Linked DNA regions of Homo sapiens: region 2 is linked to region 1. Evidence: read pairs that join two places in POLR2A ChIA-PET (ENCODE). Cell type or tissue: A673. All regions are shown on one strand. Links, peaks and the distances in the headings refer to the core of each region. The heading gives the core; the rest is flanking DNA.

Region 1 (11,170 bases), core at 4,702-7,201:
GCTCAGTATTGGACACAGGTTTTCTGTGGAATGTCTAGAAAGAAACACAGTTTAGAATAATGAGGTAGAGAAGTAAAGAGAAAAATAAAGCTGATAAGTAATTTCTTTTATTTAGGATTTGGTTTCCCAGGTCAAGAAGACTGTGAGAGTGAAGTAGAGTAGAAAGATAAAAAGAGCAGCCATACCACAAAACAAAGGGTGTTAAAACTGAACAGGAATTACTGTGAGCCCCCATGGGTCCCTCAAAGATAAAACTAGAAAGGAGTTGTGTCCTTAGCAGGAAGAACTGAGTAAGAGTACAAAGAAAATAGAAGGATGCATGTTCTAGAAAATAAAGTCACTCTGTTCCTTATTTCTAACTGCCTCTCTTTACAATATATTTTGGTGCAACCAGTGCTCATTCAAAAATGAGTTTTGTCAGAAATAAACAAATTAAGTTATTGTACGTCAAAACTGCCACCATAAAAGGAATAGACATATAATCAAAAGGTAACTCATAGACCTCAAGAAAAATCACTCTGCCAAAATACAGGAAATAGTAGAAAATTATCTTTTATAATCCCTAAAAAATGAGAGGTAACTACATCCTTTTTAAAGAAGCACAGAAATGAGAGAGAATAGTTTTATGAAATCATAAGATGATAAGGGTGCAAATGTAAAGCTTGATAACAGAGCATGGGGAAGTAAATTAAAATAAGCAAGGTGCTATAAAAACTAAAAAGAATAAAATGACTGAAAATAATATCAGAAACATGTGGCTAGGTTTATAACAAAAGGAAAATACCAAGTAATTAAAAAGCACTACAAAAAATTTAAAGTATGGAAATAAAGAACATTTGGGCCACACATGATTGGTGGTTTTGAAAAAAGCAGAACTCATAGAATACAAAATCTATTCAACTTTATAACAGGAAGAAACTTTAACTGAAATAGGAGACTGGACTCCAGAGATTTATGATACAAACAGTTTACCAGAAGAAATGAGAGAGAACAATAGACATCAGATATGTTTCAGGTATTCAACATCAGTTACGATTAGTGCCCAGACAGAAGGCAGTAGGCGTTTACACCAGAAGATAATGCATTCTATCCATTAAATGATTTCTACAAAATATCTACAAATGATGTTCTTCTTTTGACAGAAAGGAAGTACCCCATATTTTTGCCTAGGTACATTTTTGTCCAGTGTAACAACAGCAGACAGATGATCATAAGTGCCTATGAACTATTATTAACATAAATTATGAAAGGAGTAAGAAAAATGAGAGACATATAAATGTACATTATATCGTCTCTACTAATAGAGAGTAAATAGAAAGTTTGCTAATTGAAGTGTAATTTCAAAAACTCCAGACATGTCTATAAATCTAATAATTTATGTCAAAGATATGTGGGGATTTTATTTTGCTATTTTTGCATATTAACTGTAATGTCAAATTTTTCAAAATAAGATTAAAAACTCCAAACACTTCAATTTTTTGTCTTTTTAATCTTAATGTTAGAAGGATATTTTCAGAAATAATACAATTTTTGATAAAGAAAAAATTGCCTGAAATGTAGCAATTCTACAGGTTTTACAGCAATTTGGAAGTTACATCCAATTAAAATTAAATATAATCATTTAATTAAGACTAGAATACATCTTGAATATTAAGTTAATATATACATTTTTTTTGCTCTAGGAGAGTTGTCTACAATTATGTTGATCAAATGTTATTGATGTTTCCAGTAATTAGGATTTGGGAGATTAACCAAAACCACCCTTCCCACATTTATGGAAAGCATAGCTTTTTAAAATTAAATAATGAGCAAGTAAAAGAATATATATTATTTTGTTCATATACTTTGCCCACTTTTTCATGGGGTTGTTTTTTTCTTGTAAATTTAAGTTTCTTGTAGAATCTGGATATTAGCTCTTTGTCAGATGGGTAGATTGCAAAAATTTTCTCCCATTCTGTAGGCTGCCTGTTTACTCTGACGATAGTTTCTTTTGCTATGTAGAAGCTCCTTAGTTTAATTAGATCCCATTTGCCAATTGTGGTTTTTGTTGCAATTGCTTTTGGTGTTTTAGTCATAAAGCCTTTGCCCATGTGTATGTCCTGAATGGTATTGCCTAGGTTTTCTTTCAGGGTTTTTATGGTTTTAGGTCTTATGTTTAAGTCTTTAATCCATCTTAAGTTAATTTTTGTGTAAGGTGTAAGGAAGGTGTCCAGTTTCAGTTTTCTGCATATGGCTAGCCAGTTTTCCTACATCATTTATTAAATAGGGAATCCTTTCCCCATTGCTTGTTTTAAGAAGACATTTATGTGGCCAACAAACATGAAAAAAAGCTCATCATCACTGGTCATTAGAGAAATGTAAATGAAAACCACAATGAGATACCATCTCACACCAGTTAGAATGGTGATCATTAAAAAGTCAGAAACAACAGATGCTGGAGAGGATGTGGAGAAGTAGGAATGCTTTTACACTGTTGGTGGGAGCGTAAATTAGTTCAACTATTGTGGAAGACAGTGTGGCGATTCTGCAAGGATCTAGAACTAGAAATACAATTTGACCCAGCAATCCCATTACCGAGTATATACCCAAAGGATTATAAATCATTCTACTCTGAAGACACATGCACGCATATGCACACTATTCACAATAGCAAAGACTTGGAACTAACCCAAATGCCCATCAATGATAGATTGGATAAAGAAAATGTAGCACATATAACCATGGAATACTATGCAGCCATAAAAAAGGATGAGTTCATGTCCTTTGCAGGGACATGGATGAAGCTGGAAACCATCATTCTCAACAAACTAACACAGGAACGGAAAACCAAGCACCACATGTTCCCTTTCATAAGTGAGAGTTGAACAATGAGAACACATGGACACAGGGAGGGAAACATTACACACTGGGGCCTGTTGAGGGGTGGAGGGCAAGGGGAGGGAGAGCATTTGGATAAATACCTAATACATGTGGGGCTTAAAACCTAGATGACTGGTTCATGGGCTCAGCAAACCACCATGGCTCATGTATACCTATGAAACCTGCACGTTCTGCACATGTATCCCAGAACTTAAAGTGTATTACAAAAAAAAAAAAAAAAAAAAAGAACATGGAGCACCTAGAACTTACACATTGCAGCAGGAAAGCAGTTTGGCAGATTCTTATAAAGTTAAACTCAACAAGACCCAACAGCGCCACTCTGCAAGAGGGCCTGTTGGGAGGTCAGGGGCTAGGGGAGGGATAGCATTAGGAGAAATACCTAATGTAGATGATGGGTTGATGGCTGCAGCAAACCACCATGGCACGTGTATACCTATGTAACTTACCTGCACGTTCTGCACATGTATCCCAGAACTTAAAGTATAATAATAAAAAAGAATATTTTAATATATCTTCTTTATGTGTGTGTATATATGTATGTATGTATATACATATAAACACATATGGAGAAATTGCCAGAAACATAATAGTAGTAAAAAGGTACTTGTTTTAGGCTTGAAAATCATATATATAATTTGGAAAAAATATTTTTATTAAGTTTGTTACATGTTCCACTACTATAGAATATACCTTCCTTTCAACTAGCTAAAAAATCACTTGCAAATAATATTGTTTGTTACAAAGTAACATTACAAGAAAAATTCAATGAACGCTATCATGAACATGACTGAACATGGGTTTCCATAGCACATAAAAATGTCACCATATTGAAAAGTAAATATACATTTGCTAATAAAGAACCTGAGCATGAACAGAAGATGTGAGAAGTAGTTAAAAAATTATTAAATACTTTATAAACACCATTGTACTTAAGAAATTGAAAATAATGGCACAAAAACTTCTATTTTGAAGTTTGGGCTATTTTAAAACTGAAAATTAATGTTTTAAGAGTGAGATTAGAAAGACAATCCTCATAGAATTCTTTTGAGTTAGAAAATTGGAACAATGTAAAGGAAAATTTTCTTCCAGTGTAGTCAATTGTTTAAAAACTATTTCTTGCAATGTGTTCCCAAATTTTGACTTCTAGGAATTTGTCTTAAGGAAAAAGGTATTTTGACAATGATTCTGAAGCTATTGTTGGTGTGGTATGACATGGTGGTTAAGAGAGATTCCAGAGAAGATTTGCATGAATTAAAATCTTATTATCTGTCACTTTCTATCTGACGTTAATCTCACTTGCCTCAGTTGCTCATCTGTAAAATTAGGATAACTATAGCTAAGGAGTTGTTATGAGAATTTAATGAGTCTATATAGAAATTTGATTGGAATAATGCAGAGATAGCTAGTGTTAACTATTTTGTTCTATCCAAATATCCCATAATAGTGGTATTTATAACAACAAACACTATAACCAACCTAAATATCTAAAACTATTAGGATAATTAAAAAAATTATAATCTACATATAGAATTATGAAATCACTATAAAAGATATTTATTGACATGAGAACTATCATCTATAGATTACACTGAAGCTTTAATTGAGGCGGATTATGAAAGTTATCTAAAGAAAGTCTTCAAATAATCCTAAATCTAGATAAATATTCCAAAATGTTTATATAATCTAGTGATATATGCCCTATGATTTTCTTTATATTTATTGCATTTTACAAATTTATACATGTATCAAATTTTTATATTGAATGCATGTTACTTTAATAATCAGACATTAATGCTTTAAAAAATAAACTGATTCAAATAAATACACAGTAACTGCTTAAAAATCTAAAATGTATTTTTCTTGAATTTTGTGGCTCATGAACAACTAATGTTTGGCTACATTTTAATTTTATACATTAATTAGATAGTAAATGTATTGTGGAATGTTTAGATTGGCTAATAAATAATAAATTTGTTTCATCTTTTAAGTAAAAATTTAAAATTTATAAGCAGGATGTTTTTGAAAGGTTAAATGGATTATAAGCCAATATTATCCTTCTTTAGATTTACTATACCATTATTGTTATTTCCATAAGGTTGCTACTTTCTTTACTATGTGCTCCTAGTATACGTTAAATAGAAAAAAGAAAAACTGTACTGAATGAGAAGACTTTCTAATTATATTCCTTAGAGAAAAGAGTCAGTATATGAGAGGGAATAAAAACACTCTAATTTGTGGCTGTAAGTATAAAAAATTAACAAAGGAAAATTCTATTTTCTTGGTTTGTTATCATGTGAAAAACAAGCCATCAATTTTAATTAAAAAATAAAAACTTTACATACTTTTCTGTTGAGAACATATCTAATAGAAAATTTTAAAACAAAATTAACAGAGAAAAAAGAAAAACATTGGAGAAATAAGAAGCATCTTATTTCAAATAAAAACAATTCTCACACAAGGAAAATGTTAGACAAGTCACTGTTTTTAAAATGCTGTATCCCATTATATTTAAGTTTCTATTGTGTCTGTAATAACCTAGAATGAAGAGTATTCCAATTTGCTTTGAACAGACTTAGAATAAAAATTCTACATTACTTTTTAGTCATGCTCCAGGGCAAGAGATTTATTATAAGAATTTCCTTATTGTTTACAATTTTGATAATTTGTTATAAAAGCTGATAACTATACACATTTTTATAAAAGTTACAAAGCAGTACTTCTATTTGAAATCTCATCTAGTGACTATCCTCCTGAAAAAGGCTCACTTCAACTTTGCGTTGATATGTAATAGTCTGAGTCATCCAAATAGTGACTTGTGGACAAGATAATCTCATACTATGGAGGAAATACCATTTTAAGTATAAAGGAAGTTGTTTGGAATGGTTTTATTAATAAGTGTCTGACTGGGGCTTTACGTTATGACAAACCACAGCTTTAAAAAACATGAAAGAGCCTAAACAAAAGAGAGAAGACACACATATGATTTTTTTCTTTTTGACTCAAACCTAGGCATTGTATTGATGAAAAAACTTGGTTACTTCTTCACCACAATGAGTGAATTCCTCTTATCAATGGCAATCATTTAATAATATTTCCTCACATGTAGCAGAATGATGATAATACTCTGTATGCTGGAAGTTGTAATCCCTGAAAGCACAGTGCCACATCCCAGGCATTGGAAAGAAAATTGCTAATAAACTGAATGTTGGTAATTGTAGTTTTTAATCTTCTCTATATAGTCAATCCATCAGAGTACCAAATATCAGGAGGGAGAGATTAGAAATTCAAAAGTGGTATAATAAATAAATGCTTGTTAAACATTAGAAATTTAGCTGAAAGTTCTTTAACATTCTCTTCAACTTATCCTGAGAAAGAAATTTGATCATTACACAAATGAAGTAACAAAGTCAATAATTATAGTGATACCCTGTCTGTGGGCACAGAGTTTAGCTCCCTGAATGAGATGAGAAATGAGATTGATAAGGAAGAATTATACAAGACCTTGGAAATTAATTTAAAAAATACTGGGGTTAGCATATAAATTAGACATATTAAGTAGCAAAATTAATAGTTAATAAAATCAATTCAGTGATATGGAAAAATATCTTCAAGGAATTGAGTTAGAAGCAGAAAAATATTTAGATATAAAATATGAAAGATGAAAAATATAGAGAAGTTTGAGATGCAATATGAAAAGTGATTTACTAAAATAAAATGCATGTACTAATGGAATAAAAACAGGGATATTAAAAAGAAGGATTGTTAAATTTCAGATAAACTACAAGATAGCCATTAACACCCAGACACAACGTAACAGAATTTTTAATTACAAAGAAAACAAGGTGATGGATCTTCCCTGATCTAAGGAAGCTGAATCCTAAGTAGGAAGAGAGGAAAGCTAATAGGCAATCAGATTTAAAACTCAGATTCCACTCACAAAACATCACTAATCAGTAATAATGGAGGTGTTGGAAAAAATGATCACTTCTTCCCACATTTGGGAAACCAGTTGACTGCTTCTATTCCACCTGGTACATTGAAGATTTACTTTTCTAGAAATCGTAAAACCCAGAATATCTGGACTGGAGGCCATAAGACATGTTTATGAGCAGAGGTATATATGCTGTGCTGAAATAGAGAAATACATTGAATGTTTATCTAGATTAATGAGTTTTCCCCCACCCTATTCTTATAATTCATCTACCAGTACACTCTCAGGTAGGTCCAGAATATATCCAGAAGATACTTTTATAGAACCTAAGAGGACATAACTTAAGATATGGTTTTGTGGGCTAATCCATTGAAACTACAAACCAAAAAGAACTGTACTGTGTCATAATCTTAAATATGAACAAATCATCATACATTTTACATAAAAGGCAGAAATCCAAATCAACAATAAAAAAACTGAAAAAACAGAGTCTAAGAAAGGAGAAGATAACTTTAAATCAATAATCTTTCTATATTTTTACGTCTGAAAAATATCTGAATTTTAACTTTGTGCTTTTAGATAAAAATGATATATCTATGAAAGAAAAATAAAATGCTTTAAAACAATAATCTGAAGAATAGAAAAGTTCATGGACATTACTAATAAAAGAAAAATAACTGTCAGAGAGTTGGAAGAGAAAATTGGGAACATCTCTTTTAAAGCAGAGGAAAATTACAAAATGATGAAAAATAAGATATAAAATGTGAGGATATCAGTGGCCCAGTTTACAAAGTTCAACATAGGAGTGAAAGTAGGAGTTTACATATAAGAGAACAGAGGGCAGAACACCTTACAATTTCAACATCTCCCAGTCACAAAGACATAAATTTGAAGAGGCTGGAGGAATTCTGAACATAATGAATTAAAAGCAAGCTCGAACTATTAAAAACAAGCTCAAAGTAAGTTACATTATTGTGAAATTTCAGAAGACCAGTGACAAAAAGGAGACCCTAAAAACTTCCAGGAGAGGGGAAAATGGTTACAGACGAGTCCAGAGATTGAATGACAACAGGATTCCTAACAGCACCCTGATAGCTAAAAGAGCTGTATCTTATACATCGTTGTGGAGGTTGTGTGGGAAGTTTTTCAACCTACAATCTAAAATTAGCTGAATGATCAGCCATGTTAGAAAGTAAAGTACATATAAATGCAACATACAAGGTCTCTAAATATTTGTCTTTTTTATATCCATTCTCAGGAAGCCTTTGGAGAATATTCTCCACAAACTGAAATGAGTAAATCAAATAGAATTACATAGGATACAGGAAAAACAGCATATTCAGCAAAAGGGAGAGGTAAAGAGAACCTCCCAAATTAGGAGCAATGGAGTTGTCAGTATGACAGCTTATACTGAGCATAGAGGGAAAACAACCTAGAATAGAATACATCAAAAGGCTATAGGAGGAATTTATTTCAGAAGATTGAATAGAATGCTTGATTTATTTTGATGTATTGAGACAGATTTTTAAATATTGATAAGAAATTTAGGACTGAAATCATAGAAAATATAGATAAAATTAAACTGAAAACTATAATATATATAATTATGTAATCATAGTACATGCTTAATGATAATGTACTGAACTATCTATTGAGCTAATCGTAAGTACAATTTAACAACACTGGGAAAAAGAGTACTTAGGAAAGATGGGGAAGCAGAAGAAAGTGAAAGAGAACCAAATTTCTGTCTTTCATAGTGATAAATAAATGATATTTACAATTGAAAGTCAAAAACAAAAACAATGTTATTTATAGTTATGGAAGCTATATAACATTTTGCATTATGGATATTGTTTCTGAAGAAGTATAAATAGATGAGAAATGGTTTTCATTTCTACTCTTTGTTAAAAACCTTGAAAAATATTTTCACTTTCAAAACATGTAAGCTACATTTAAATTTAATAATAATAATTGAAGAAAATAGCCTTAAAATTCCTTGTAATAATAAGTGCCATTAGAATGGTACATACGGGAAATTTAAGAAAAATTTGTGAATCTAAACATTATTATACCCAGAATCTTATCTGGGTTTTAAATTTTCTTTTCATCTGTAAGGATAACAGACTTTCTCAGATTTAGAAAGGATAAAAAAATATATTCATTGGTACATAATAAGACTAAACAAGCATTCATATGGTTCTCATTTACCACTCTCAGTTGCCCCAGGACACCCAGGCCTAAGGACTTTCCTGAATTTATTCTTGAAAAAAATAGAACAAAGGTCAATTACGTAGAGATTTCTGGGGCCTTTGCTAACAGGGCTTTAGATTATTTATGGGTTATATCTTGTAGGCCCAAAAACAGAAATGAGCACAGTATGCTTAAAGAACAGAAAGAAGGCATGCATAATTTGCAGTGAACTGTTAGGAGAACTATATCAAGTTCACACGGAAGGAAGAGGCCAGATCATTTAAGCTGGGTATGGAGTTTGAATTATATTACACGTGAGATGAGGAGACGTTGAAGGCTTTTAAGCAGAAAAATAAGAAATCCGATTTAAAATGCTCACACACTGTAGTGTGGGTAATTCGTTTGTTGAGGAAGGAGGAAGTCCGGGAGGATAATTAGCAGTCAAGAGCAAAAGCACGGAGACAAGTTAGGTGACTATAGTATAGTTCAGTCGAAGATGATGATAACTTGGAGGAGGATGTGGACATGGAGAGAAGTGAACTGATACCTCTTTTCAGTGTTCACTGTTCATGTAGAGCAGGGTTCCCCACCACCTATCAGTCTGTGGTCTGTTAGGAACTGGGCTGCTCAGCAGTAGGAGAGTGGCAGGAGAACAGGCAAAGCTTCACCTGTATTTAGTCACACTCCATCACTCGCATTAATTCCTGAGCTCCGTCTCTTTTCAGATCAGCCACAGCATTAGGTGTTTTTCTTTTTTCTTTTCTTTTTTTTTTTTTTTTAACAGAGTCTCACTCTGTCTCCAGCCTAGAGTGCAGTGGCACCATCTTGGCTCATTGCAACCTCCACCTACCAGGTTCAAGCAGTTCTCCTGACTCAACCTCCCAAGTAACTGGGACTACAGGCATGTGCCACCACACCCAGCTAATTTTTGTATTTTTAGTACAGACGAGGTTTCACCATGTTGGCCAGGATGGTCTCGATCTCTTGACCTCGGGATCCGTCCACTTCAGCCTCCCAAAGTGCTGGAATTACAAGCGTGAGCCACCACACCTGGCCAGCATTAGGTTCTTAAGCAGCACAAACCCTATTGTGAACTGCACACATAAGGGATCTAGGTCGTACACTCCTTATGAGAATCTAATGCCTGATGATCTGTCACTGTCTCTCCTTACACCAGATGGAACCATCTAGTTGCAGGAAAACAAGCTCAGGGCTCCCACTGATTCTACATTACTGTGAGTTGTATAATTATTTCATTATCTTACAATGTAATAATAATAGCAATAAAGTGCACAATAAATGAAATGTGCTTGTATCATCCTGAAATCATCCCACCCACCCCAGTCTCTGAAAAAATTGTCTTCCACAAAACCAGTCCCTGGTGCCACAAAGGTTGGGGACCATTGATATAGAGGATTTTGTGATGGATGCTATCTGGGAAATAAGAGGAGTCAAGGATAACTCCCCATAATAGGAGAAACATTAGAGAATGTGGAATCACACAAATAAAAAAAAAAGTTTTGAAGAAGTAGAAATGATCAATTTTCAATTGCTGCTGAGAGATCAAACACAGTAAGGACTAAAAGCTGACCACTGAATTTGAAAATATAGAGCAGATTGGCAGCCAAGGTAAGACAAGTTTTGGAGGAGTGGTGGAAATGGAAGCATAATTGAATTGAGCTAATGAGAGCTGGAAAGGCATAGAAGTGGATAGGGTGATTATAAGCAACTCAGTTTAGTTGAGAAGAGATATAGGCAGCAAATGCATTTTCTAGATTTTCATGAATTTTTTTGACTGTCCATACAGTATTATTTTCATCTGATATAGTTTGACTGTGTACCAAATCTCATCTTGAATTATAGCTCCCATAATTCCCTTGGGAGGTCGTGGGAGGAACCTGGTGAGAGGTAATTGAATCAGGGGGCAGGTCTTTCCCATGCTTTTCTCATGATAGTGAATAAGTCTCATGAGATCTTATGGCTTTATAAAGGGGAGTTCCCCTACAGAAGCTCTCGCACCTGGTGCCATGTAAGATGTTCCTTTGCTCTTCCTTCATCTTCTACCCTGATTGTGAGGCCTCCCCAGTGATGTGGAACTGTGAGTCCATTAAACCTCTTTCCTTTAAAAATTACCCAGTCTTGGGTATGTCTTTATTAGCAGCATGAGAA
Region 2 (11,170 bases), core at 2,881-5,380, 110 kb before region 1:
GAACATTTACATAATTATTCTAAATAAAAGTAATTTGGAGAGATGCAAAAAGATACCCAATTAGCTAACATACAAGTAGATATAGTCAGTCCAATTAAATAAAACACCCAAAGCAGAGGTGAAAACCAATGGTTACCTTTAGGAGACATTTTGTTTTCTTTAGGAATACACTGCTATCTGCATATTATTTGCCAATAATGTGTTGCATGGCCACTCCAAATTACAAATTACCTTTCTGAAACATTTCAGTTCTGTTAGTAAGAAAAAAAAGGTAGAGTATGTAGAGAGCACTACCACATTTGCTTCTACAAGGAGACCTACAATGTAACCTCCACTTTCATTGATCAGTGCAAGTCTGTGCTTTTCATCTTTTTGTAGGCCAATGTGTATAGATTTACAGGAAAGGGTAGGAATGGGGAGAGGTGGCAAGACTGGAGATGGCCCACAGTTCAATTATCTTATGCAATAAAAAAAAAAGAGATTGGAGTGAAGGAGGACAGACTCCTATGCCATTATTTTAATTCAAAATCTTGGTGGAAAAACACTTTCTTAGCAATTGTGTTCTTATACTCAATAAATCATAGACAACTTAACTTCTAAAATATGCAAGGAAGAGTAGGAGTCAAAGAAGCCAGTCCGCTACAAGCAACAGCAAGGCTAGTAGGGGAAGTTTTCTCCATGGCAAAGTAATCTGCAGTTGTGTGTTCCACAGAGGATACGGCATTGCATTTAAAAGAAGTATTTTACCCGGGCTCTGGTCAGTGCTAACCAGGAATAAGGTGAAAATCATCAGGCTATCTTGAACCTCTCATCAATTTGAAGCCTAACTATCTTAATAATATTTAAATTAATAATAATTTTTAAAGCTAACAGATTTCATTTACAATAGAATGATGTAGTAACTAGCCTTTTCTGAAAAAGAAACCTTTATCTTAATTTTATGTTTTCTCTTCTGTCTCTCATGCATGCTAACCTCACATAGATTTAAAACATTAAAGTGTTAATGGGTCTGAAAGAACTACCAGTGCTATACACCTATATAAAAATTCAGCAAGTCAACATTTGACATATAGTTATTTATTAGTTGATCAAAGCATGAATATTTCAACTTTAGTGCATAGTCTTTTTTATTCACTGATTTTATTTTGCTGTAAGCATTTCAGATATTAATTATTTTATTCTGTTTTACAGGAGGGGTTCAAAATGGGACTAACTCTTGAAGGCACAGTATTTTGTCTCGACCCGTTAGACAGTAGGTGCTGACATCAAGAACAAGAAATCCTGATTCATGTTAAATGTGTTTGTATACACATGTCATTTATTATTATTACTTTAAGATAGGTATTATTCATGTGTCAATGTTTTTGAATATTTTAATATTTTGAAAATTTTCTCAGTTAAATTTCCTCACCTTCACTATTGATCTGTAATTTTTATTTTAAAAACAGCTTACTGTAAAGTAGATCATACTTTTATGTTCCTTTCTGTTTCTACTGTAGATGAATTTGTAATTGAAAGACATATTATACAAATACCTGCCTTGTGTCTGAGTTCTATTTAGTTAGCATCTTGAAATTTGTATTCATTTTCCAGATGGCTAGTTTATTAATGATTTCCCAAAAGCCATACCTTAAAGATAACTTTTTAAATTCTGAAGAGACATGCCAATGTCAAACTAAACATGTTCTGTTTTTAAACCAACAAACATGTTACTATTCATTGGACAGATATCATTTTATGTATAAATACTGTTCACATCACTGGGAAAATGTAAACTTTAAACATAATGCCACAAGGTCACTAATTTCTAGCAGGTAAAATTATAAGGATATAAATTCCAATAATAAACCAAATGTATTTAGAGTATTTATTAGTAAATGCAAGGTGATGTTAGTTATGATCAGTTATACTCTAAATATTTAATTTGTTTTATAAAGGTAGTGAAAAAATGAAAATTTGCTATTTATTAAAAAACATTAAATTTCATTCCAAATGAGATAAGTGATATTACTATAACATCTAAGCATCATCTGATTTGATATTCCCTAAAAAACATTTGGAATATATGCTATCTATAGATTCAGTATCTACTACCCATATTTACTTTACCAAATATATTTCTCCTCACTGCATAAGGACTACTCTTCTCATATTTTCTTCTTTGATGAAGATATTTTTCACCAAAGTTTATTTTGTGATGCCCTCTTGGTTTTGATACTTTAAAATCTGTGGCACCCGTTCTACATGAATTATCAATATTTGGTAAATTCAATCTGTATTTGTTTTGTTAAAGTCAAAAATCTCATTTTCCAAAAAAAAAAAAAAAACCCAGTTACTGCTCAGTTTAGTCTTGAACATGAGCAATAAAATTCTCTTGCATTTCATTATTGATGTGCTGATGAACCTGGACTTTTAAAAATATTTGTTTCCTATACCTTTACCCTTTACCTAACAGACTAATTTGTACTCAGTAAAACAAAAATTTATGGTCAAAATTTCTAACTTGGTTCATCACATTATAAGATAAATAAATTAAATTAATGAAAATGTGACTTAGAGTAGGGGTAGCCCTCAAAAATAGATTTATCATTTACTCATTGGAATTTTCTTCAAGTGTTAAAGGTACATTTTCACTAGGAAAAGAAATCAAATATGCTTATGCAATATATATTTGTGTGTTTTTCCTTAATGTTATATGGTATATATGAGCCTTCTTGTTTAGTTTCTTTTATCTGCTAAGTTGTACCTTAATTAGAGGGCAATATATGTTTCATAAAGAAGAGTCTTTATAATTTTGTTTGTCAGATAGTATTTTGGAATTTGTATAATAAGGATGTTTAGAAGCCATATAAGTGGCTTTTTTTAACAGATAGAATTTGTATTTTTATTGTACTTTAAAAAGATTTATGTAATAGGTATATATTTAGTGGCCATTTATTATCAATGGTAACACAATGGAGTACTAAGATGGTATTTGCACATTTAAGATATGTTACTTTACCAATTTTTAATGGTAATCAACTCTGCTACTGGCATGATGAAATAGTACATAACTGGTCATTAATTATGAACATTTATTTCTCCAGTGCGTTTTTATGAAGATCTGGTTGAAAATTGTATTTCTATGTAAACTCAACGATATGTTTGGTTTTCCTGAAAATAAATGATTTTAAATAAATTAAATTGCATAATTCATTTGTTAAATAATCTCTAATTAATACAGACACATTCTGAAGCTAATTATGTAACAGATTTTCTTGATCATAAATGGAGATAAAAGAAAGGGAGGAAGAGGGAAAGGCAAAGAAGAAATAAAGGGCTTTACCTTTAACTTCATTTCTTGCAGCCCACACACATTTTAGCTTTATGAGCAAATATCATTCAGTTGTGAAAACAGTGGACTGATCCTGCTGGTGAGAGAGGTCATGATTTGCTTCCTTTTACCAGAAGCATCTGGTGCAAAAACTGTATTATGTAAATATCAATTTCATAACTGGAGGCTTTTTTTAACTTAGCAGTAATGAAAAGGGTGTCTTGGCTGATAGTTTTATAAAGGTGGAACTTGATAATAGGATGTGGATTATGACTAAGAGTGCAATCATGAAGAAGTTTTGAATCAATTTAAAACATGATGTTAAGTATTTTATGGACACGGGACTCACATGCACAGCCTTTGAACACCAAGGAACAATTCATCAATTCATTCAATAAAATTCATTTATTACTCACTTTATATGAATAACATGTACTTTATGGGGTAAGAAAACATCTAGCAAGTTTGCTAACAGATGTGTTAGCAGGTGGCATTAAATTGACAGGATCTCTGATTTCAGTCAGTTTATTGTCATAAAGTAAAAGTATGGGAAGCATATCAGTGAATAAATAAAAGCGAATATGTATCACAACACTGTGTGAACCAAAAACTTCCTCAGGAACACTTGTATTTAAGTATGTTTAAGTCTGGGTACCTCGTACTAGCTGATGTCAGGTATCAGTCATCCAGTGTGAAGTTTATCAGAGCAGGCCAATGGCAAAAATTTTCTTCGTCTCTTTTTGTTCTTTTATTTTGGATTTGGATTTTTCTAAAAAAATTTAATAATATTATGGGAATGTATTTTCAGTAGGATTTCTGATAGATAATATGTTGCATTTCTAAATACTGATTTTTTTATTCGTTTTTATGTTACTTAGCATAACCCTGAAAAAACTGGCTGTTAATGTTTTTCTATTCCAGTGTTTCCACATATACTTCCAGATTCAATATTTACTCATGATTTTGGGCTTCATCCTCTGTTAAATTACTTGAAGAATCTTGGAGTCAATTTTGACAACTGAATTTCAGACTCCACCTAAACTACACCCTGTATAGGGAACTTACAAATGTGATGGTCACAGTTGGAATTGCCCTTGGACCCCTGTGTCTCATGCAGAAAATGTCTTCTTCCTATATAACTTCAGACAAATATTTAAAATCTCACCCTTCTAAGTGCATCTCACAAATTTGACACAAACCTTAATTCTTGTACATTTATTTCATGTTTTGATCTTTTGTTGTTAAGGTCTGTGATAATCCACTAATGAAACTCCCTCCCTAAAAGCATAATTTCTCTAGAATTCTAAGTGGGATTTTCTTAATCTAGCAAGAACGCCACCTCCTAAAATCATTTATGGTCTATTTTCTTGCTTTCGAAATACAGTTTAAGAAATATGAACATTACATAAGTAGCAGACAGCATTGTCTTTCTCTGGATTCATTTTTTTCTGCTCTACTTCTTAGCTTCTAATCAATACTATGCCAATTCCAATGGCATACTTAAGAAGTAGTTGAGTTGAAAGGCTCATTTCTCATTTTTCTGACATTACATGATAAATTGAAATAACCAAATTTCTTATTTCTATATCATTAACATTGTGTTTTTTGTCAGTTAATAGTACCACGAAGACTATGTAACACAAATTTTGTAAAAATTTATTTCCTTTACCTTAGCTACATTTTTGGCATTCATTCAGATCTACATGCCAAATTCATTGAACCAAATCTTCTAGTTTCCAAGCAATTCTATAGACACCTTGGAATATTCATTAAGACTTTTAAAGGTTTGTATTTTCATTAAAGAAGGCCTGATTAGAAGCTATAGAAGTTGTCTTCTGAAAAGTATTTTCCAGTACCCACTGGAATAACAAAGTTCTCTGTGAAAGAGCACTCTGAAATCTCATAGTATTTTCTCAGTACCTTGGACATAATCAACTTATGATAGTTAATATATTTTCTAAAAATCAATAACACATTGTCTAAGAAACAGCTTTCTTTTTGTATTTTTAATAAAGCATTTTTAAAAAAGCTTTGCTCTCCATTTTTCAAACATTTTGAAGGAAGGATTGCCTTGACATCCTTCCTCTTTGTTACCAAGCACAACACTTTGTCCATAAGCATTCATTAAAAGATTGCATATTTATTTAGATGCTTCTTGCCAATGATGTGAACTTAAATTTTGTATGTTCTCTTAGAAAAGAACAACATGCCTTCAAATAAATGTTGGGAGAAGATAACCACTATCTCATTTTCAATAAAATATTTACTATTATTTTAACTTCTATTGTAGCAATAATTTGCTAAATAAATCTCTTAGTAATTATTGAAGTTTGTCTAACAATCACCATAGAATCATAGACTAAGGAAGTCTGGCCCAATTGATAGAGGAAAAACAAAATAATGGTTACTTAGTGTCAAAGAGGCTATGAAGATTCAAACATGAATGTTATGTAATTAAGGGACAGGGCCTGTGCTCACGGGGTTGGAGAAGTATTTAAGCGTGTATATTAAAGAATGACAGCTAAAAACACAAACTGTAACTTTTCTTGAATCCCATATTGTGGTCACACAGTTTTTACTGGTTTGATGTATTTTTAAGTTCATATTTCTGTCCTTTTTATTGTCCTCTTATTTCAAATGAGCTTTCAGAAGAACATGTTGGGGTCCTTCCCAACTGCCTACTCCCTCCCCTCTGTCTGGCCAGGCTGTTATGTTCTAGTCAGTTCCAAAGGTCACTTGTTCCAGTTGAAATAGCTGTCTGGATGGCTTGGAACTAGTCCAGACACTGGTTCTTTCCTGCAAAGAAAGCAAAGATAGATGTTTGTTTCTTGGCTACATTTTGAAAGGAAAAAATAAAATAATTTTATGGCTGGACCATGCTTGAAAAAGATCATATAATTCTAGAACCCATTTAAAATTGTTATTATTTTCCAATATTTTGTGTCTATTTTTATTTTTTATATACTTTTCAAAATCAGTTGTTTAGTATCAGTATCATTAGATAAATAGGCAATTGTGTGTCAGAAGTATATACAGATAGATTTTGTTACATTTTAATTAAATACTAATTTCTCTCTCACACACGCACTCCATTTAACTATTCAGTTCTTTATTTATCTTATTCTTAGTAGCTGCTTTAACTAAAGAAAAATAAACTTGAGTCAGGCTAGACAGTACAGGGAATGGAGGAGACAGGTAGTGAGGGGATACTCATAAATCTTCATAGATATCAACTTACCCACACTTGGCAAAGTGGCTGTGTGCACATATTTGACCTCTTCACTTTTCAGACAAGTTGAACCATTTTCGGGCCAGGGAGTACAAAGAATGATGCAGTTATCTGAAAAGTTGTTTCTACAGTGATTTCTCTTTAATCTCCCCTACTTCCCTCATAATGCCTGCAGTTTTTGTGTTTTCTACATAAAAGGAATTAAACAGAAAAATTGCTAAAAATAAGCTGGTTACTGTTTCATGACTTCCAGCCACCAATGGCAATTAGAAAAACAAATATTCCTTCCTTGGAATCACTTGAGTTCGTAAATTTGTAAACCATACAGCTCTTGAATTTTTAAGTAACTTTTAAAAAGATTCCTTACAATGAACAAAGCCTGATCTGTAGGGAACTAACTAAAATCGTTAACACTCTATGCTTTGATGTTACAGCTTTGCTTACAGCATTAATTCAGCATTCTTTGACTTTGGGAAATTCATGTAATGGGGTTTTATGTCTGACATTCACAGGCATTAGCCATTCTTGGCATAAGGAAAGGAAGAAATTCCCCCAAATAAACCTAAGATTTAAAAAACAATTATCAGAAGAATATGTATTTTACATTCTTTAACTTGCCTACTAGTTATAAATAAATATTAATCAATGACTTCTAAGTAAATAGTGTACCTGGCTCAGAATTAGAGATAATAGTAGTCTTGAAAAAAAGTACAGGAGCGATGACAAAACTGTTCTAGCCTTTGAATCTCCTTATTGTAGAAATATTTTATGTAAAATATTTCCCTTCATAACAATCAAAGTTGAATGCAGGGCAAAAATATCATTCTCTCCTTTCTCAACCTTTCCTACTCCTAGGTACACATTTAAAGACAGACCTCAGCATATATTTACAGTGGAAAAATGGAGCCTGTGTTTCTCTACAAAAGTATTAATGGCCTGCCACATCTTCAGGATGACTTCAAGATGAATAAGGTACGTCTCAAAAGAATTCCAAGGGTCCCCCTTTCCAAGTGAATATTAAACCTTGAAAATGCTGGAAAAAAAATTCTGAAACATACAAGATAATACTACATCGAAACACCAAAACACAGGTATTCTTACATGTACTCACATGGATAGAAATATTTAGATTCACAGAGAATTTGTCCTATACCTGGGTTTTTCAGGAACCTGCCTGTATGTGCTTAGGTTTTGTAATGTGTGTGAATATGAATATTAGAATACTTTCTTGAAATAGATTCAAATAAAACTTGCCTTTGACATGTTGAGTAATACTCTTTGAATGGCCTTTTTGGTAAAGTTTTTCTTGTTTGTTGTACCTGTAAAGGAAGGGAAATGCAGAGAATATAAAAATCCTCAGCATGCCGTTAAATCTTCCAAAGGCAGCAATTGCCCTGTGGGTTTCTCATCATTTTGCATCCCTTAATCCTTAATCATAGAGCTGGAGCTGGAGAAAACAGCTGGCCCTGAAAACCACAAATGGGCTCAAGTATTTATTATGTTATGCAAATTGATCAAAACTCTACAACTCTTTAGAAAATAATTTACAAAAAGAAAGAAACCTAAAACAGTACTTTCTTCTTAACAAACAGTTCAACTTTGTTTTGTTAAAGAAGCAATAAAGAATATTGATCTGATCAAATAAGATTTATTAAATAGTTTCTAGACAGAAAATAAAGTCAATGAGACCATGGAAAGCACATGAGTCATATGACCTAGTTGAGTTTATTTAGAACACACACACACTCACAAAAATTTGGGATTCCATCAAAACCAGATTGTTTCCCGCACTGTTCCCCGACTAAAAATTCGAAAGTCAAAGGAAAATTGGACAAAAATGTTCAAAAACGCTATGCACCAAAATTTCTAATAACAAACAAAACAAATGGGATAAAGAAAAAACTGTGTTATACCATTTTGATTTTTATTTGTCTGTTCAATAGTATTTTTATTTCATATAAATAACTTGCATCAAATACCAGTGATCTTTTCCTTTAAGAATTAGCAGGAAAATTATAATAATGAATTCATTTTGAGTAGTAAAATGAAACAATGTAACTAGGATTTAAAGAACGAGAGAGTTATTTTGGAATGTGCTTGCTCTTAAGAAAGGCCAACCAAGATTAAAATAAATGCATTAATTCATCATTGTTCTTCATGAGAATGAGCAATTTAAAGCAGAGAGAAACTTCAGCTCTGTTTCAAAAGGTCAGCTGTGATGGTATTCAAGGGGGAAACTGAAGTCACATTTTTAATACTTAAGACAGACGCTTAATGTTAAAAGACTTCTCTGATGAGATCCTTTTGTGCCAACTGCAGTCTATGCTCCTCAGTGGGTATACAGTGGAAGAAAAAAACAAGTAATTGTCCTTTACTAATCCTTTTAAGTGCTTCAACTGCACATACTCTGACGGGGCAATTGAAATGTCTGCACCCTGCTTACTTCTCCACTAGGACTATCCTCCCTTTCCAGTAAGAAGTCTCTCTCTCTCCATAAGTATATGTACAGAACTGAAGTTTTTAGAAATGTGATTTTGAATTTGCTCAAAGCCAAATATTAAAACAGCTTGGAGTATCCATTCTGAAAACAATTTAGACACATATTCTTTAAAAATTTCAATTCCTAAAGGAAAAATCATCAAAGGAAAATTGTATAAATAATGAATATATATTGGCAAGAATAGTGTTTATCCATGACTGCCAAAATTTAAGATTACTGATAGAGATTGTGGTATGTCTATGTGGCTAGAAAGATTATTGTCAGATGAACAATCTTTTCCATCCAGCACTCATCATAGAATATTCTTTGGTATATGTGAAACCACAAGTACATCAGTGGGAACTTAGTGCAGTAAGCTGGAAATACTGGAGTCAAACCACTAATCATGGCAGTCAGACTTCCCAGAATAAATTCATTGCAATAGAAGTTATGCCAACTACTTGAGTTAAAAATGTGGCTTTAAAAGTTACAGATCAGCATAATATAGAAGGGTTATTAGCAAACTACAGTAATGTGGTTTTAAAGTAGACAGTTTAAACAGCATTTCATAATTACATTTTTCTTAGATACAGGGTCTCAAATGAAAGACAGTTGGAAGCACCATCAGTTATATATTTAATCAAGCTGGGGTTTGCAGATGAATGTATCTATGCTGCCTAAGTGAATTTTGCTCATAAAATATGAAAACCTTTCATTGTGTAGAATATATGTCAGCATACATAGTTCACAAAACAGAAACATTTTTCTCATTGTAAACTACATAATTGTCCAGGCATTTTCATAAGTTAGTCTTAACTTTTTTGATACTTCATAATTGTGAATTAATATGACCTAGAGCTAAGGCAATTAGGAATATACAAAAGTGTGATTTTTTTAAGGTTTCTATTTAATATTTATAGCAATACTATAGACAAATTCAGGATGAAAGTCAGATAGGGTAACTATCTTTTAAACGTTTGTATGAACTTCAAATTTCAGACACAAACAAAAACTAAAGTAAGGTACATTTTAGGTTGACATACAATCTCTGGTTGAGAATTACTATTATTTTAATGCTACTTCTTAACCATACTAATTGTTATAAATCCAGTACCAGTGTGTTTAACAAAGTATTTTCCTGAAGAGCAAGAAGTATGTATATTTTCACTAATTTGTAATGAGGTCTTTACATGTAACTTTTTTTAGTTTCCATGTACTTTTTCTCTTTCTGTGTGTGTGTGTGTGTGTGTGTGTGTGTGTGTGTGTGTGTGTGTGTGTTTTCATTAAACATTTTGTGTTATTTTTATAAAGAAAAATTTGCAAAATGATTTTCTCTTTATATATATATTTCTTAATGCTACACAAGGCTAATTTTCTATACATGATACTTTTAAAAAATTATTTTACTTATGTAAGGATGCTCTTTTTGATCACCTACTAATTTGGCTCTATATATGGATTATTAATGCCAGGAAACTTTATGCATTATCTTTCACTGAGTTAATTTTGTGGAGCAGAAATAATCTGTTTGTCCTATGATGAAGGGATTTACTATCCTGCTCCCCCTCGAGGGTTTTTCACAATGTACATAAAATGATGTAAGTTATTTAACAGAAACTTCTGATTACCCATATCATGATTTTCATGCCCATAGATGCAATACTGCAGCATAAACATTTTTTCAGGTGAATAACCTGAAATCCACAATGCGTAGATATTTTCCTATTGAAATAAACAGTTCTGTTTCTCTAATATTCCACATTACTTTATAGACAAACACTTTTGACAGATGAAAATAAGAAAATAAAATTGTTTTTAAAATTCTTATGCTAAGAAATAGAAGGTAACATTTGTTTAAGTAGGTAATTAGCCAGTCTTGGTGGTACATGCCTGTAATCCCAGCTACCCGGGAGGCTGAGGCAGGAGAATCGTTTGAACCCAGGAGATGGAGGTTCCCGTGAGCCAAGATCACATCATTCCACTCCAGCCTGGGAAACAAGAATGAAACTCCATCTCAAAAAATATACATAGGAAAAATATTTATTTAATAATTTTAAAAAATTATTAAAATCAAAGTTATTGTCAATATTAACCAATGAATACAAATGTTCTGTAAATTATAAATAATTGTAAAATACATGGTACTATT

What was found. ChIA-PET counts read pairs that join two places held together with the same protein. Peaks named below come from ENCODE experiments on the same cell type or tissue, not always from the same donor. Only the 100,000 strongest peaks of a DNase experiment are listed, where the experiment ranks them.
Region 2: POLR2A ChIA-PET joins it to region 1 with 5 read pairs; 3 of 35 experiments call an interaction of 5 or more read pairs at or near these places.

The regions. Positions count from the first base shown.
Region 1 is chr2:188,696,315-188,707,484 of GRCh38, forward strand. All of the region lies in intron 2 of LOC105373790 (a long non-coding RNA gene), which reads left to right. Among named protein-coding and RNA genes, the nearest start is that of DIRC1, 88 kb to the right of the region's middle. In A673, for the core only: no CTCF peak of the experiment used is centred there; a DNase peak (open chromatin) is centred at 5,727; H3K27ac peaks cover 1,229 bases.
Region 2 is chr2:188,592,749-188,603,918 of GRCh38, forward strand. GULP1 (GULP PTB domain containing engulfment adaptor 1) reads left to right here. Exons shown (of 12, transcript NM_016315.4): 12 at 1,192-3,178. The coding sequence ends at 1,263. It overlaps LOC124906107 (a long non-coding RNA gene), which reads right to left. Exons shown (of 2, transcript XR_007087590.1): 1 at 6,552-11,170; 2 at 4,949-6,109. Among named protein-coding and RNA genes, the nearest start is that of DIRC1, 190 kb to the right of the region's middle. In A673, for the core only: no CTCF peak of the experiment used is centred there; no DNase peak of the experiment used is centred there.